Linked DNA regions of Homo sapiens: region 2 is linked to region 1. A link is an interaction called in ENCODE POLR2A ChIA-PET data of the cell type or tissue named here. Cell type or tissue: Panc1. All regions are shown on one strand.

What was found. ChIA-PET counts read pairs that join two places held together with the same protein. Peaks named below come from ENCODE experiments on the same cell type or tissue, not always from the same donor. Only the 100,000 strongest peaks of a DNase experiment are listed, where the experiment ranks them.
Region 2: POLR2A ChIA-PET joins it to region 1 with 24 read pairs; 6 of 35 experiments call an interaction of 5 or more read pairs at or near these places.

The regions. Positions count from the first base shown.
Region 1 is chr22:29,817,489-29,825,488 of GRCh38, reverse strand. It overlaps ASCC2 (activating signal cointegrator 1 complex subunit 2), which reads left to right. Exons shown (of 20, transcript NM_032204.5): 4 at 232-402; 5 at 3,025-3,154. Among named protein-coding and RNA genes, the nearest start is that of ASCC2, 17 kb to the left of the region's middle. RefSeq lists silencers at 3,996-4,185, 3,975-4,269 and enhancers at 4,245-4,304, 4,365-4,414. In Panc1, no CTCF peak of the experiment used is centred here; a DNase peak (open chromatin) is centred at 3,932.
Region 2 is chr22:29,979,721-29,987,720 of GRCh38, reverse strand. All of the region lies in intron 5 of MTMR3 (myotubularin related protein 3), which reads right to left. Among named protein-coding and RNA genes, the nearest start is that of MIR6818, 23 kb to the left of the region's middle. RefSeq lists an enhancer at 7,942-7,991. In Panc1, no CTCF peak of the experiment used is centred here; no DNase peak of the experiment used is centred here.

The DNA.
Region 1 (8,000 bases):
GGTTCGGATTGCTCTGTCTTGTATCACAATCTTAATGTTTACACACCTTTCAAAGTGTCAATTTTAGAATCTTGTGTTTAGCCCTTGGCTCATTCATACCTCCTTGGTCCCTTGGGGTCGGAGTGTTTGGAATAGGGCAGGGCTGATGGGCATTGAGTCCCTGCACAGTCCACCCACAAGCCCCTGGGGCCTAAGGGATAAATCCTCGCTCTCCTCTGTCTCCTGGTTTAGGTGATCTTTGACGAGACTCTACAGAAGTGCCTGGACTCCTACCTGCGCTATGTCCCCCGCAAATTCGACGAGGGGGTGGCCTCAGCCCCTGAGGTTGTTGACATGCAGAAGCGCCTCCATCGAAGTGTTTTTCTCACCTTCCTCCGCATGTCCACTCACAAGGAATCCAAAGTAAGCCACTGATCCCATGACAGGTCATCACCCGATACTCGACACCTCTGTGCCGGGCTCTCCACCCCTGGGAAGGAAGGCTCTGGAAGCATTGAGTTTCCTCTTTGTCTCTCTTCCATCTTTATTCCCACTGTTGGGGAAGAAATCTGTGCCACGTCCCTTATCCTCTAATTCACTGGGTTGGTCTGTGTTACACCCAGTATTTCCATCAAAGAGAGCCGAGGGCCCTTTGCCAGCTGACGCGTGACTGCCTTGACTTGTGCGTCAGAGAGAAAAAACATTGATTCTGACTTCTTAAAGGAACTTGTGTACTCTTTTTAAAAATCTTTACTGTTTTTTTTTTCCTGACTTTAAAAATAATACTGCTATCTCTAAACAACCCAAACATTGCGGAAATACGAATGTCACCGACAAAATCTCTCCCCTGCAAAATAACCACTGTTAGGTGCATTTTTCTTTCTTTGCTTTTTTTGAGACAGGGTGTCACTCTGTTGCCCAGGCTGGAGTGCAGTGGCGTGATTATAGCTCATTGCAGCTTCAGTCTCCCAGGCTCAAGTGATCCTCCCATCTCAGCCTCCCAAATAGCTGAGATACAGGCATGCACCATCATGCCTGGCTAATTTATTTGATTTTTAGTAGAGACGAGGTCTCGCTATGTTTCTCAGGCTAGTCTTGAACTCCTGAACTCAAGTTATATTCCCACCTCAGGCTCCCAAAGTGCTGGAATTACAGGCATGAGCCACTACACCCAACCCTATTACATGCATATTTCTTCAGGGAATTTGTTCCCTTTGAGTGTGTGTGTGTGTGTGTGTGTGTGTGTGTGTGTGTGTGTATTTAAAAAATAGGATCTTTTTAAAAAGTGTTATAATATGGACATTTTCTCTTCCTTTTTCTTTGTTTTTAGAGAATCTCTGTCACCCAAGCTGGAGTGCAGTGGCGCAATCATAGCTTCCTGCAGCCTCAAACTCCTGAGCTCAAGGAATCCTCCAGCCTCAGCCTCCAAAGTAGCTGGGACTGCAGACACCACCACACCCGGCTAATTTAAAAAATGTTTTTGGAGAGAGGGCATCTTGCTATTTTGCCCTGGTTGGTTTTGAATTCCTGGCCTCAAGCAGTCCTCCCTCTTCAGCCTCCCAAGTAGCTGGGATTATAGGCACTAGCCACCACACCTGACCTAGAATGGAAATTTCCAAATATACATAAATACAAAATTTTCTTTTCTTTTTTTTTTTTTTTGAGATGGAGTTTCACTCTTGTTGCCCAGGCTGGAGTGCAATGGCATGATCTCTGCTCACTGCAACCTCCGCCTCCTGGATTCAAGCATTCTCCTACCTCAGCCTCCCAAGTAGCTGGGATTACAGGCATGTGCCACCACTCCCAGCTAATTTTTGTATTTTTAGTAGAAATGGGGTTTCACCATGTTGGCCAGGCTGATCCCGAACTCCTGACCTCACGTGATCCGTCTGCCTCGGCCTCCCAAAGTGCTGAGATTACCGGCGCGAGCCATCGCGCCTGGCCACAAATACAAAATTTTCATATACAAAGTACAGTGAATCCCATGTACCCTTCAACAATTATCAACATTCCGCCAATCTCATTTTATCTCTCTCCCTTAGTTCTCTTTTTTCCTGAAGTATTTTAAAGCAATCCTAGATATCATACTAATTTATCTGCAAATATTTCAGGATAAATTCCCAACTGATTGTTTTATAGCATGCTTTGTTTTTACATTAAAAGGGAGAATGGGCCTGGTATGGTAGCTCATGCCTGTAATCCCAGCACTTTGGGAGGCCGAGGCAGATGAATCATTTGAGGTCAGGAGTTCGAGACCAGCGTGGCCAACATGGCAAAACCCTGTCTCTACTAAAAATACAAAAATTAGCTGGGTGTGGTGGCGAGCTCCTGTAATCCCAGCTACTTGGGAGGCTGAGGCAGGAGAATTGCTTGAACCTGGGAGGCGGAGGTTGCAGTGAGCCGAGATAGCACCACTGCACTCCAGCCTGGGCAACAGAGCAAGACTGTCTCAAAAAATAAAATTTAAAAAAAAATTTTTTTTAAAGGGGAGGCTGGGCACTGTGGCTTACACCTGTAATCCCAGCACTTTGGGAGGCCGAGGCAAGCTCATTGCTTGAGATCAGGAGTTCGAGACCAGCTTGGGCAATATAGGGAAACCCTATCTCTACAAAAAATACAAAAATTAGCCAGGCGTTGTGGCACGTGCCTGTAGTCCGGCTACTCAAGAGACTGAAGTGGGAGAATGGCTTGAGCTGGCGAGGTAGAGGTTGCAGTGAGCAGAGATTACACCACTGCACATCAGCCTGGGCAACAGAGCCAGACCCTGTATCAAAAAAAAAAAAAAAAAAAAAAGACATGATAATACAGCCAGTTGTAAAAGTCATGGGGATGTTTAGTCTAGAGACACAAAAACATAGATAGATTAACATTTAAAAAAAAAAAAAAAGGGCGGGGGGAGAATGGCCATTGCTCCAGGTCTATGCATAAGGCATCATTAACCAGTCCCCATTTGATGGAACCAAAGATCGTTTCTCATGAGTTTGCTATTTATAATGTAGGAGTGTTCAGAAAATCTCTATCCTTTCTCTCTGCATTTTTCCTTAGGATCACTTCATTTCCCCTTCTGCGTTTGGAGAAATCCTCTACAATAACTTCCTCTTTGACATTCCAAAGATCCTGGACCTCTGCGTGCTCTTTGGAAAAGGCAACTCACCACTGCTCCAGAAGATGATAGGTGTGTAGGATGCAGGACTGGGAGGATGCACCAAGATGGCCCCCACATGCCAAACTAAAGGTTGCAAAGGCCAGCGCTTTGACAGTGCCCAGGGACTCAGGGCGATAGGGGCAGGGAGTCTTGGGAAATTGCTTAACAGATATATGAGTGTCACCTCAAAATGACTAGGTAGTGACACTACCTAGGGAGGTGGAAATAAAACTGTGTACCAGACAGTTCCCCAGGGATCTGGAAATTTTTTGTTTTTGTTTTTTTTCAGGAGAATCACTTGAACCTGGGAGGCAGAAGTTGCAGTGTTTGAGATGGAGCAAGACTCCATCTCAAAAAAAAAGAAAAAAGACAAAGCCTTGCTCTGTCACTCAGGCAAGAGTGCAGTGGCGCAATCATATTTCACTGCAGCTTCACATTCCTGGAGTAAAGCTATCCCCCCAACTCAGCCTCCCAGGTACCTGGGACTACAGGTGCACACCACCATGCCTGGCGAATTAAAAAAAAATTTTTTTTAGTAGATGGGGTCTCACTATGTTGTTCCAGCTGGTCTTGAACTCCTGGCCTCAAGTCATCCTCCTGCTTTAGCTTCCTGAACAGCTGAGATTACAGTGTAAGCCACCATTCTGCCTTGGGAGTGTATTAGTATTATGCAATTGGCCATGCATCAGACATAGGAATGGGGAAGTTTCCTTTGGCGACGAATGTAAGAACAGCAGTGATAACTAAGCTAACCTTTATTGGAGAGTGTTCCGGGGACCTGGCATTCTGCCAAGCACTCCACATATGTTATGTCAATTGGATCCTCACAGCAGCCCTGTGAGATAAGTGCTGTCATCATCCCCACTTACAGATAAGGAAACTGAGGTTAAAATGTAGGGGACTTGCCTGAGAGGATATGACTAATAAGTGGCCCAGCTGGGACGTGTGTAAACGTAGACCTGACTCTCAAGCTCTTGCTCTGCAACTCCCTGCTTCAGGGATGATGGCACTGTGTCAAAAATGTCATGATTTGCATTGTTGCTGAGAGCAGGTAGGGACAGAGTTCAGAGAGGGCTCTTCTGGGTTGCAAAAGGAACGGACATTAGCCGTTGGATCCCATTAGCAGGCAGAGGGGAGAAGGTTTGATCAAAAACAAGCAGTTTTTTTTAGAGGTTCCTCTTTATACGCACACACACACAAAAAAATAAGAAAAAAAGAGAAACAGAAGCACTGTGGGACGTTACAGAGGGAGCGCCCCAGTGAATTCCTCTTTGAATTGTAGCTCATGGAGCTGGGCCTGGCACAGAGGGGTGCTCACCCTGGACGCCCTTGCCAGCTCTCCTCACCTGGAGACTGTAGGACACAGTCTTCGAAATACCTAGTTACAAAACTGAGTTATCCCTTATAATGGTCACTTTCCTTTATTCTTTCCTTTTTTTTTTTTTTTTTTTGTGTATTGAGATGGAGTTTCGCTCTTGTTGCCCAGGCTAGAGTGCAATGGTGCAATCTCGGCCCACCGCAACCTCCGCCTCCCAGGTTCAAGTGATTCTCCTGCTTCAGCCTCCGAAGTAGCTGGGATTACAGGTATTTTTAGTAGAGATGGGGTTTCTCCACGTTGATCAGGCTGGTCTCGAACTCCCGACCTCAGGTGATCCACCCGCCTCGGCCTCCCAAAGTGTTGGGATTACAGGCGGTGAGCCACTGCGCCCAGCCTTTTTTTTTCTTAATGGTAAAGATAATATGTGTTAATTTAAGAAATTTTGAAAGGATATAAAGTATAGTGAAGCAGGAAAGCAGTTACCAGATTTCTACAAGAAACAACCATTTGGTTGTTTTTTCCTTCTAGTCTTTTCTCTGTATTTTTCTTAAACCATACTTGATCATAATGTATATGAAATTTTGCAGCCAGGCGAGGTGGCTCACGCCTGTAACCCCAGCACTTTGGGAGGCCGAGGCAGGCAAATCACGAGGTCAGGAGTTCGTGACCAATCTGGCCGACATAGTGAAACCCCGTCTCTACTAAAAATACAAAAAATTAGCCAGGTGTGGTGGTGTGCACCTGTAATCCCAGCTACCCGGGAGGCTGAGGGAGGAGAATCGTGTTAACCCAGGAGGCAGAGGTTGCAGTGAGCCAAGATGGTGCCACTGCACTCCAGCCTGGGTGACAGTGCGAGACTCCGTCTCAGAAAAAAAAGAAAAAAAGAAATTTTGCATCCAACATTTTCACTGAAATAATCTCTGGTTTCTCATTCATATCTAATTATTTCCTGATCATCAGTTAATCTTTTTTTTTTCCAGCCTGGGAAACACAGCCACACCCTGTCTCTACAAAAAATTAAAAATTAGGCGTGGTGGCATGCCCCTGTAGTCTCAGCTACTCTGGAGGCTGATTCTGGAGGATGCCTTGAACCTAGGATGTTGAGGCTGTAGTGAACTATGATCACACCACTACACTCCAGCCTGGGTGACAAAGTGAGATCCTGTCTCTTAGACCCTGACTAAGAAAGACTCCTAGTAATTTTACCACATATTGAGAGGATGGAGCAAGTGAGCATCAGAAGGTACAGTTAGAGAAACAATTCTTAGGCCAGTTTGCTTAGAGAGTGGAGCATTCCAGGAGGGCAGCAGCAGGAGACGGGGGAGGGGGATTTGGAGCCTTGGAGCCAGATTGGGAAGGGCTTCATGCCAGGCTTTAGCACTTGGGGAGTGGTATTGCTTGGTGGCTAAGAAGACAGGCTTTGAAATCGAACTGCCTAATTCACACCACAGCTCTATTCCTGGCTGTGTCCCCTTAACCAAGTCAATTAACTACTCTAAGCCCCAGTTTTTTTCATCTGCAGAATGGGAAGACTAATAATATACCTACCCATAGGATGGGTGCAGGGATTACATTGGGTTGTTGAGGCTGGGTGTGGTGGCTCACGCCTGTAATTCCAGCATTTTGGGAGGCTGAGGTGGGTGGATCACCTGAGGTCAGGAGTTTGAGACCAGCCTGGCCAATATGGCGAAACCCCATCTCTACTAAAAATACAAAAAATTTGCCGGGCATGGTGGCAGGCACCTGTAATCCCAACTAGTTGGGAGGCTGAGGCAGGAGAATCGCTTGAACCTGGGAGGCGGAGGTTGCAGCGAGCCGAGATTGTGCCATTGCACTCCAGCCTGGGCAACAAGAGCGAAACTCTGCCTCAAAAAAAAACAAATTGGGTTGTTGAGATAGCATGAGTAGAGTACTCAGGACCGTGCCTGGCATGTCTCAGCCATTGGTAAGCATGAGCTCTTACTGTGATGAGACCGCGGAGCCTCCAGGAGCTTGGAGCAAGGCAAGGAGCCATCTGGTAACAAGATTCATCTGGCCACATGCAGGTGGGGAGGGTGGAGACAGGAGGCCTTGTAGGAGGTGGGCACATCTGTGTGGGTTTGAAGGTGAGAGCCTGGCTGGGCTGCTGGGGAAGAAAAGGAAATCCAGGAAGCAGATTTAAGCAGGGCTTGGTGAGGTCAGCTGGAACAGGTGTTGGTTGCAGGAAAAAGGCCCTTTGGGAGGTGGGAGAGGAAGCTTTGGGTAGAGGTGAGGTTCAACATGGGACCTATTGGGTGTAAGATGGCTGCAGGTATCCAGAGGGGACTGCGTGGTGATGGGAGAGTGAGAAAGCCTACTCACTTACTGCCTGGGCTCCTAATCGTCCAGATCACTGACTGCTTTGAGAATCAGATGAAAACTTCTGTCCAGAAAAATGTCCTCCCTCATAGATTCTGAGGTGTTTTTAAGAGTTCTCAGACCTTGAGGTTGAGAACCCTAAACTGGCTTATTAAGAAGAGCCCCTTCTTTGGCTCCTAGAGGGGAGTCAGCACAAAAGAAGTCAGGACCAGGCCTCAGGAGCCCCTTCACTGTGTGTGTGTGTGTGTGTGTGTGTGTGTGTGTGTGTGTGTGTGTGTGTGTGTGTGTGTGTGTGTGTGTGTGTGTAGGCAGGGAGTGATGCAGAGAAGGGACCTGCAGTTTCTGTCTGTCTCTCTCACACACACATACACAGCAGCTCTCTTTTTCTGTCTGTCTCTCTCACACACACATACACAGCAGCTCTCTTTTTAACCTTTGAGCAGAAGGCACAAGAAGGGGCAGCCGCCGATTTCTATACCGCGGAAACTCAGTCAAAGTGATCACTTGTAAGAGGATTGACAAGTGAAAGAAGGTGGGAGAAAGGGGACTGGTTGAGTGTTCTGTGAGTAGAAGCCCAGTTCCTTACCTTGCTTTTTTTTTTTTTTTTCCAAGCAATCCTCCCACCTTGGCCTCCTGAGTACCTATCCCAATCCCCCACCTAATTTTTTTTTTTTAACTTTCAAGGCTGGTATTGTGCATCAACAAGTATAATTTTGAAAGCAAGCCATTTCAGTTAGACTCTTGACACTGCTTTGCAAACCAGGAATGACTTGGGCCTTGGCCCAATTGTGGACTGCAGTGATCTACTTGGCAGTATCTCCATTCACCCTGGGTTTCTGAACTGCTTTCATCTGAGAAGGGACATTTCAAAGGATGCCATTGCTATTCCTTACATTTTTATTATTTCTTTAGGAGATCAAAAGTTACATCGTCACTGTCATTAGAATCAGATGAAGGTGAGGAAAGGGACTTAGAAGACCCCAAGAATAGAGTATGAAATTTGATCTATACTGATGCATGTAAAACCTCGCTTTACTCAGGCTGCAGCACTGGAAGGATCATGAGAGGGTGCCTCCCCAGTGCGAAGTGGTTGGGATGCTTTGGAGAACATGGTATGGCCCTGGGGGTTGTAAGAGGAGACCTCTCCTAATGCCTGGGTCAGGAGGCACTGCGTGGAGGAGGTGACACCTGCCTTATGGTGGAGTTAGCTCTAGGAAGGCA
Region 2 (8,000 bases), 160 kb before region 1:
TGGACACAGGATTATGTACAACAGCAGATAGAGAGAAGGGAGACAGATAGAAGCAAAAGCATCTAGACAGGGTGCCAAATCTTCAGGATAATATGAGGATCCTCCTCCTATCCCTTAAATCATCCTAATTCAACCCTTGGCTTCAAAAAGCAATTTCTAGGCTTTCAAGGCAAACCTGGTAAAATAATAGTGAATACTTTTACTCCTTGAAAAAGGAGTGGGCCATTTGCCTCTTACAGTGTATCAAGTCTAGCCAAAATGTGGCTCTGGGAGTTGCAAATAGCATTCCAACAACTTGTGTTTAGTATGCAAAGAGGAGGACAGTCTCCTCCAATGCAGACAGGAACAAGAGTACTGTCTGCACAGGCTGGCCCTCGTGTTAGCTGAGCCAGTTTCAGGAACAAGCTTCCTGCAAACTCTGCCCCACCACAGAGCTGCCAGTCAGCACAGAACTCTCAGAATGAGGATGCAGGGATCAAAAAGAAGCCCAGTGCTGGACAAAGAAACAGAAACTGGAGCAGGGGTTAAAGAAGAGAAGAAAGCAAAATAATATTACTCAGATAAATGACTGGGAGTTTCTACCTTAGGACTAAAGTCTTCTTGCTTTTAAGTCTACAGTCTATAAAAATTCCCTTACAAATGTAATAGGACTGGGGGTCAGAAAAAGACTAAGAAATCTTGGCCGGATACGGTGGCTCACGCCTGTAATGCCAACATTTTGGGAGGCCGAGGTGGGCGGATCACCTGAGGTCAGGAGTTTGAGACCAGCCTGACCAACATGGAGAAACCCCATCTCTACTAAAAATACAAAATTATCCAGGTGCGGATAATTTTGGTGCATGCCTGTATTTTGGTGCATGCCTGTATTTGGTGCATGCCTGTATTTGGTGCATGCCTGTAATTTTGGTGCATGTCTGTAATCCCAGCTACTCCAGAGGCTGAGGCGGGAGAATCGCTTGAATCCCAGAGGCAGAGACTGCGGTAAGCTGAGATCGTGTCATTGCACACCAGCCTGGGCAACAAGAGCAAAACTCCATCTCAAAAACAAAAAAAAAAGAAAAGAAAAAAGAAAAATCTTGCCTGTGTTCTGAGAACAAAAGGAGCTTTTGGCCTTCTGTTTTTATTTACGTCCTTAACCCCAAGGTGCTGTGAGAAACTGCAACTGATGCAACTAAGAATTCTTCTGAGACCTGTGCATCTAAGAAGGAAAAAAAAAAACAAACAAACCTACAATTTATCAGAGATAAAACTATAAAGAAGAAATATTGAGATTAAGAAGACAGATTAGAAGATAACTTTGCTTTGTTCTCAGGCCAGTTCTCTGGGTAGCCTGTAACAGACACTTACTGCTTTTTATTTTGTATATACTCCTGCTAACTACCTTACTCACTATATCCCCCCAAAATGTGGCTGCCAGACTGGCAATTAAGAGCCGTGAGTTCTAATCTCAATTTTCTAAAATGTTACCAATTAAAATTTTGCTGGCTTCATTGGGCAAGCCTCCAGCCTTCCCATGTGCCATCAGCCTCTGCTTTCTGAACCTTGGTCACAACTAAGGAAATCTCAGTCATGGGGCCTGGGAAGAGTCTGGGATAGGATTAGAGTGAGCTTTACAAATCCACAAGAAGAGGCTGCTCTTGCAGCAGTCACCTGCATCCCAAGTCCCCTGCAACTGACTTTCTTTATGGACAGAAGACATGAAAACCAGCTAATGCTCTTAGCAGCTGCTGGGGGAAATGGATTAGCCTTTGCTACTTTGCTACAAAGAACAGGTAAGTTTTACATCCTTATTACTAAACCAGAGCCCAATGGCCCGTGCCCAAATTTAATATCATAAAATTATCTCAGACCATGCAAAACATTTGCTACCTAAAATTCAGGCAATATATACATATTTTTTTCTATATTTTAACATCTTAAATTGAAGAAAAAAGAATTAGAATGTTGGTTCTATGCATTGAAATCAGATTGCAGACACCAGCAAGTCACCAAAATCAACCATGTGTATTACAAGTCACAGATACGGAGAACAGCAGATTTTAATATTCATGCAGACTGTCACATGCAGGAAAGCTTAATACGCAGCAAGAATAGGGACATACAAAAGAGAAACACCTGATTTTTATAACAAATATCTCCCTTTTCTTCTCCTTTCTACTGCAGTGTTTCCCTTCAGCACTTCCTGCACAGACTGCCTTTTCTTTCTTTCTTTCTTTCTTTTGAGATGGAGTCTCGTTCTGTTGCCCAGGCTGGAGTGCAATGGCGCGATCTTGGTTCACTGCAACCTCCACCTCCCAGGTTCAAGCTATTCTCCCTGCCTCAGCTTCCTGAGTAGCAGGCACCTGTGATCCCAGCCACCACGCCCAGCTAATTTTTGTATTTTTAGTAGAGATGGGGTTTTGCCATTTGTCCAGGTTGGTATCGAACCCCTGACCTCAGGTGATCCACCCGCCTAGGCCTCCCAAAGTGCTGGAATTACAGGTGTGAGCCACTGCACCCAGTCCAGATTGCCTTTTCTAAAAGGCAGAATTGACCTTCTTTTCCTGTTCATACCTCCATCCAAAACATACTGTTTCTCTATTTTCTTAAGGCCCACTACACTGCTTTAGGTTCAAATTTCCTCACATATGAAAACAATCTCTTAACATTTCTATAACTAGAGATACCCTATATTCAACCTCAAAAGCAAATTACAGATTCAAGAGCCAGTCCACTTTACAGCCCAGGAAGGTTAAACTACTACACTATAAGCTAATATAGTAGTAAAGTCAGGACCAGGATCCATGTCTGTCCTCCAGCCTGGGCTCCTTCCACCATACACGGTGTGTCTTTCTTTCTGCCCCTACACGTGGGCTTCTCTTCCATATGAGCTCTACTTTAGTTTTTCTTTCACAAATAAGTAGCTTCTCCACCAGGGATCTTCAAGAGGAAAACAGAGTTTAAATCAAAACTCCTCAGATGCAATTCCTTTTGTAAAAGAGTAGCAAGATAAACTCACTTTCAAATCCTCTCAAACGTACTGATTCAATGTCTTGTAGCAACTCATTTTCTTTTTGCTCCTCTCTCCTCTATCTCTCCACCTGCCAGGTAACGCAATCTCACCTTACAATGCTTTTCCTAATATAAATTTCACCAAACTCATGCTCAAACAATGCATCAAACACATTCAGTGCTACAACCAATTCCTCAAAAAGCCAAGTTACATTATAGACACTAACACCCTGAAGAGCATCAATCCAAAAAAAGCAGAAGAGCAGCAGTTTAAAAATTTAACAGACATACAGACATGCACAGGTTATGTCCACAGTACTGTCACATTCCAGAGGGAACTGATGCCATCATACCCTACTATATTTACCTCATTTCATTCTGGGTGTGTGTGCATACATGTGCATTATTTTTAAACACCAGAATCTAGAGTGGGATAATTCCTACCTTTTTAAAAACAAACACCCTTTTTATAGCCTGAATGGGAAGTACTAATCTTGTACACGTGAAGTTAAAATGGCAGTAAAAGAGTAAAAATAATGAGTCTAAATCTAAAATCAGTAATAAAGTGGAATATCTGGGCACAAAAATCTTTTCATTTAAAAACTAATCAGGGCCGGGCACGACGACTCACATCTATAAACCCAGCACTTTGGTAGGCTGAGGCAGGAGGATCGCTTGAGCCCAGGAGTTCAAGACCAGCCTGGGCAACATGGTGAAACCCTGTCACTACAATAACATAACATAACATAAAAATAAAATAAATATAATAAAATAAAAATAAAATAAAATAAAAAATTGAGTGCAGTGGCTCACATCTGTAATCCCAGCACTTTGGGAGGCCAAAGTGGGTGCACTGCTTGAGCCCAGGAGTTTTGAGACCAACCTGGGCAACACAGACATCATCTCTACAAAAAATAAAATTAAATTAACTGAACGCGGTGGCATGTGTCTGTAGACCTAGCTACTCAGAAGGCTGAGGTGGGAGGATCACCTAAGCGCAGGAAGTTGAGGCTGCAGTGGGCCATGATGGCGCCAGTGCACTCCAGCCTGGGCGACAGAGCAAGACCCTGTTTCAAAAAACAACCACCAAAAACCCACTAATCAGCAGAAGACTGTCACTGGTTTAAGATTCAAACTCTATTGTTCACCTTTGACAATTTACAAGCCTCCAGCACTGCTTTCAGAGGCTCCCACTGTTATATGAATGCTAGATCAAAGTGCATTAAATGTTAACAATAACCTCCTTCGCAGCAGGGTGTGGTGGCTAACGCCTGTAGTTCCAACACTTTGGGAGGCTGAGGTGGGAGAATAACTTGAGCCCAGGAGACTAAGGCTGCAGTGAGCCGAGACTGTGCTAACGCACTCCAGCCTGGACAACAGAGTGAAACTCCGTCTCCAAAAAACAAAGTGAAAGAAAAAAAAACTAGTGTTGATTTTACAAATTATTTCTAACAGAAACTTGTTCTACATTTTTTTGAAGGTCACAATTCCATCTGCTTATGTATAAACTGCAGGGCTTTTTCCTTACCCTACAAATTGTTCTCCTAGTAGCATACAACTGGAATTTGGTCCAGTAAGAGGAAAAGGACTCATGCAGAGGGGAAACATTCTGCTGATTTGCAAGGTGAGCATCTAACACTCAAAACCAATTTGCTCCAAGCACAGGTGCAGCAACCGCCTAGGATTTTCATACTACTTACAGGGATTTTAGAAGCAGCAGATTGAGAAGCAGTCTATTAAATTACAAACACATACACACACACACACACACACACACACACACACACACACAAACAAACTTTTAAACGTTCATGAATTCCACTTGAACACTTGTTTATAATTTATCTAAGCTTCAAAGAACTATGTCTGTAAATATATAATAATTTGGGAAAAGCACAGAATAGGAGCAATGTATACCTTAAATGCTACACATAAACTCTACTACAGAGATTCTTTACCACAGGAACTGGAACTTGATATTCAGTGAATGTGTGAATTAAAGTAATGATGTTTACGGTATCAAAACCTACAGACACATTTTACTCAATGTGCTGTGAAATTAAAAGAGAATATATGATATCAGGTAGCTATTTAAAACTTGATGGTAAATCATTTTCTGAAGTGCTAAGTATTTTGATTTAAGCATACAAAATGATGAACTGGGGCATGCCACAACATATGCTGGTATGTCTGGGCTTTGATGGTTTAAATGTGTTTGATATAGATAAAATAACATTTAAAGAGAGCCTCCTGATCTAACATTTTATTGAAATACACATATTTTATTGAAATACTTATTTGCTAAGGGAAGGAAAGAGGGAGGGGCAACACCACTACCAACTGTCTGATCTCCATCCAGGACCCGATGCAGGAAGAATCCTTGTTTCCTAAGTACCTCCAGGTTTCAGGTTTCAGGAATCTCTTAGCACTAGCTGTGATGAAATTAATTTATTTTTATGGAGGAGTTCTAGTCTCTCTCAATCTGAAATTTTTTTTTTTTTTTTTTTTTTTTTTTTTTAATGAGACAGAGTCTCGCTCTGTCACCCAGGCTGGAGTGCAATGGCACGATCTCGGCTCACTGCAAGCTCCACCTCCCGGGTTCACGCCATTCTCCTGACTCAGCCTCCTGAGTAGCTGGGACTACAGGTGCCTGCCACCACGTCCGGCTAATTTTTTGTATTTTTGGTAGAGACGGGGTTTCACCGTGTTAGCCAGGATGGTCTTGCTCTCCTGACCTCGTGATCCTCCTGCCTCGGCCTCCCAAAGTGCTGGGATTACAGGCGTGAGCCACCGCGCCCGGCCTCAATCTGAAATTTTTAAAGTCACTGCAATGCCAAAATACTTTTACACCATCATTTTTCTGTACAAAGCCATTACCTTGGGTGTTTTTTTTTTTTTCCTTTTTTTTTTTGACAGAGTCTCCCTCTGTCATCCAGGCTGGAGTGCAGTGGCGTGATCTCAGCTCATTGCAACCTCCGCCTCCTGGGTTCAAGTGATTCTCCTACCTCAGCTTCCTGAGTAGCACATGCCACCATGCCCAGCTAATTTCTGTATTTTTAGTAGAGATGGGGTTTCACCATTTTGGCCAGGCTGGTTTCGAACTCACAACCTCAGGTGAACTGCCTGCCTCAGCCTCCCAAAGTGCTGAGATTACAGGCGTGCATCACTGCACCCGGCCTACCCTGGGCTTTTTAAGTAACATGTAGGCTCTATGCCTTAGAGGGTTATGATGCTAACAGAAAAAAAACACTTTCAGATTAAGAAAATTGATCAAAAGAAAGAACAGTGGCAAGTTTCCTTAAGCATTATCTCTCAATCACAATGGGGGATCAACAATTCCAGTCAACAACCTACTCACACAGCTATCCTTAGAGACAATTAAGCCACAGCCTATTCACACAGAAGTGTACTGTTTTAAAATGAGCTTTAAACACCAAAGGGGGAAAAGGTTCTAATGCCCACTTCAAACCCACATTAACTTCAATTCATTTAATATTTACTGAATATTGTGGCACCAGGAGACATGCTGGATCTTGAAGACACAAAAACAATTAACCAAAAATTACAACCTATTTGGTAAATGTTATAAAAGAATGTACAAGATAAAGACAAAGCAAAGAAAGAGTGTAGTTAACTGTCACAGAGGGAACTGGGACTAAGAAAGGCTTCACAGGAGAAGTTATCACCTGAACTGAATTTTGACAGATGAACAGAAGTTCCTGGGCCGAAAAGAGAACACAGAGGTGTGAGGTATGGCTGAATAGTACAAAGAGGCTGCTTTTACAAGTAAAAATGTGATAATGGGGAAAGGAGGGAAGCTGTGATCCTTGGTCCCTGCCACGTTGTCAGACAGCTTCATGTCATGCTAAACAATCTGATCTTCATCATAGAAGTAGTGAAGAAACACTGAAGGGCTTTAAGCTGATGAATGACATGATCAGTTTCTTTCTTTCTTTCTTTCCTGCTTGCTTTCCAGCAGACCTTATTCCCAAATAGTTCTAAAATAGTCTCTGAAACACTTGGCCATCAACCAATAAACTGATAAATACAGGATGATATGAGAAAATGCAATGATATGAAACTATCATTCTCACATGCAATTTAATTATAATTTAATTCCAGCAATTCAAACACTGAAAGAACACAAAGTTAAATTGGGCAGTTCTACTAAACACTACTATCATTACTTCCACAGTAGCTGGTGGGGAATTCTCAGTTGCTGGGATTTTATAGGTGTTTCCCCCCTTTCCCCTCCCCATCACGACTACTCAAATCCAAGTGGACCCTTCTGAACAGAGTGCTACATAGTATGAAAGAACAGCATTGCCTCTTTCCTTAATGAATCTGGTGTGTATCTTTAGCTGATAGACAGAAAACTGATGTAACTGCTATAATCATGGCCCAAATCTAGAAGCCAGAAGGGATTCAGGCCAAAACTGCTCCTGGACATAAATGCTTAACTACAAAGAAGAATGATAATAAGAAGTAAAAAATGTCAACTACCAAAAAAAAAATGACAGCCACTGAGTCTTTTTTTAATTGCTGAGTAAAACGAATGAACAAGATTTCAAAGAATCCCAAAATGAAGCCAAAACACAGTCTGCATGGAATTACAGTCCTGAGCTGTTTTAACGTGTCATAATACACTTCTCTGTGCTGGAAGTGGAGTGTAGAAAGCCACAACACTGGCAAGTAAAGAAGGAAGAAGGCATTTGCTGTAAGTACATGAATTTTCAAGCCTTTATTCGTTTCATTTAAGGCTAATGATAGCAGAGCACTGGAAGAACCAGTTCACTGAGAGGACATTCATAACTGAAAAGGGTAAATGTACTCTTGAGAATCAAGAGGCTTCCTTTTCTTCAGTAATACATAGTCCATTATGCAAATCAACATTATACTTAACATCTACACTTATACCACCAAGGAGTCATTAGAGTAACCTCATGCTGTAATGAGAGTCTGCAGTGAGCTCAAAGTGCATCTCATCTTTTGACATTAAGGCCAAGGGA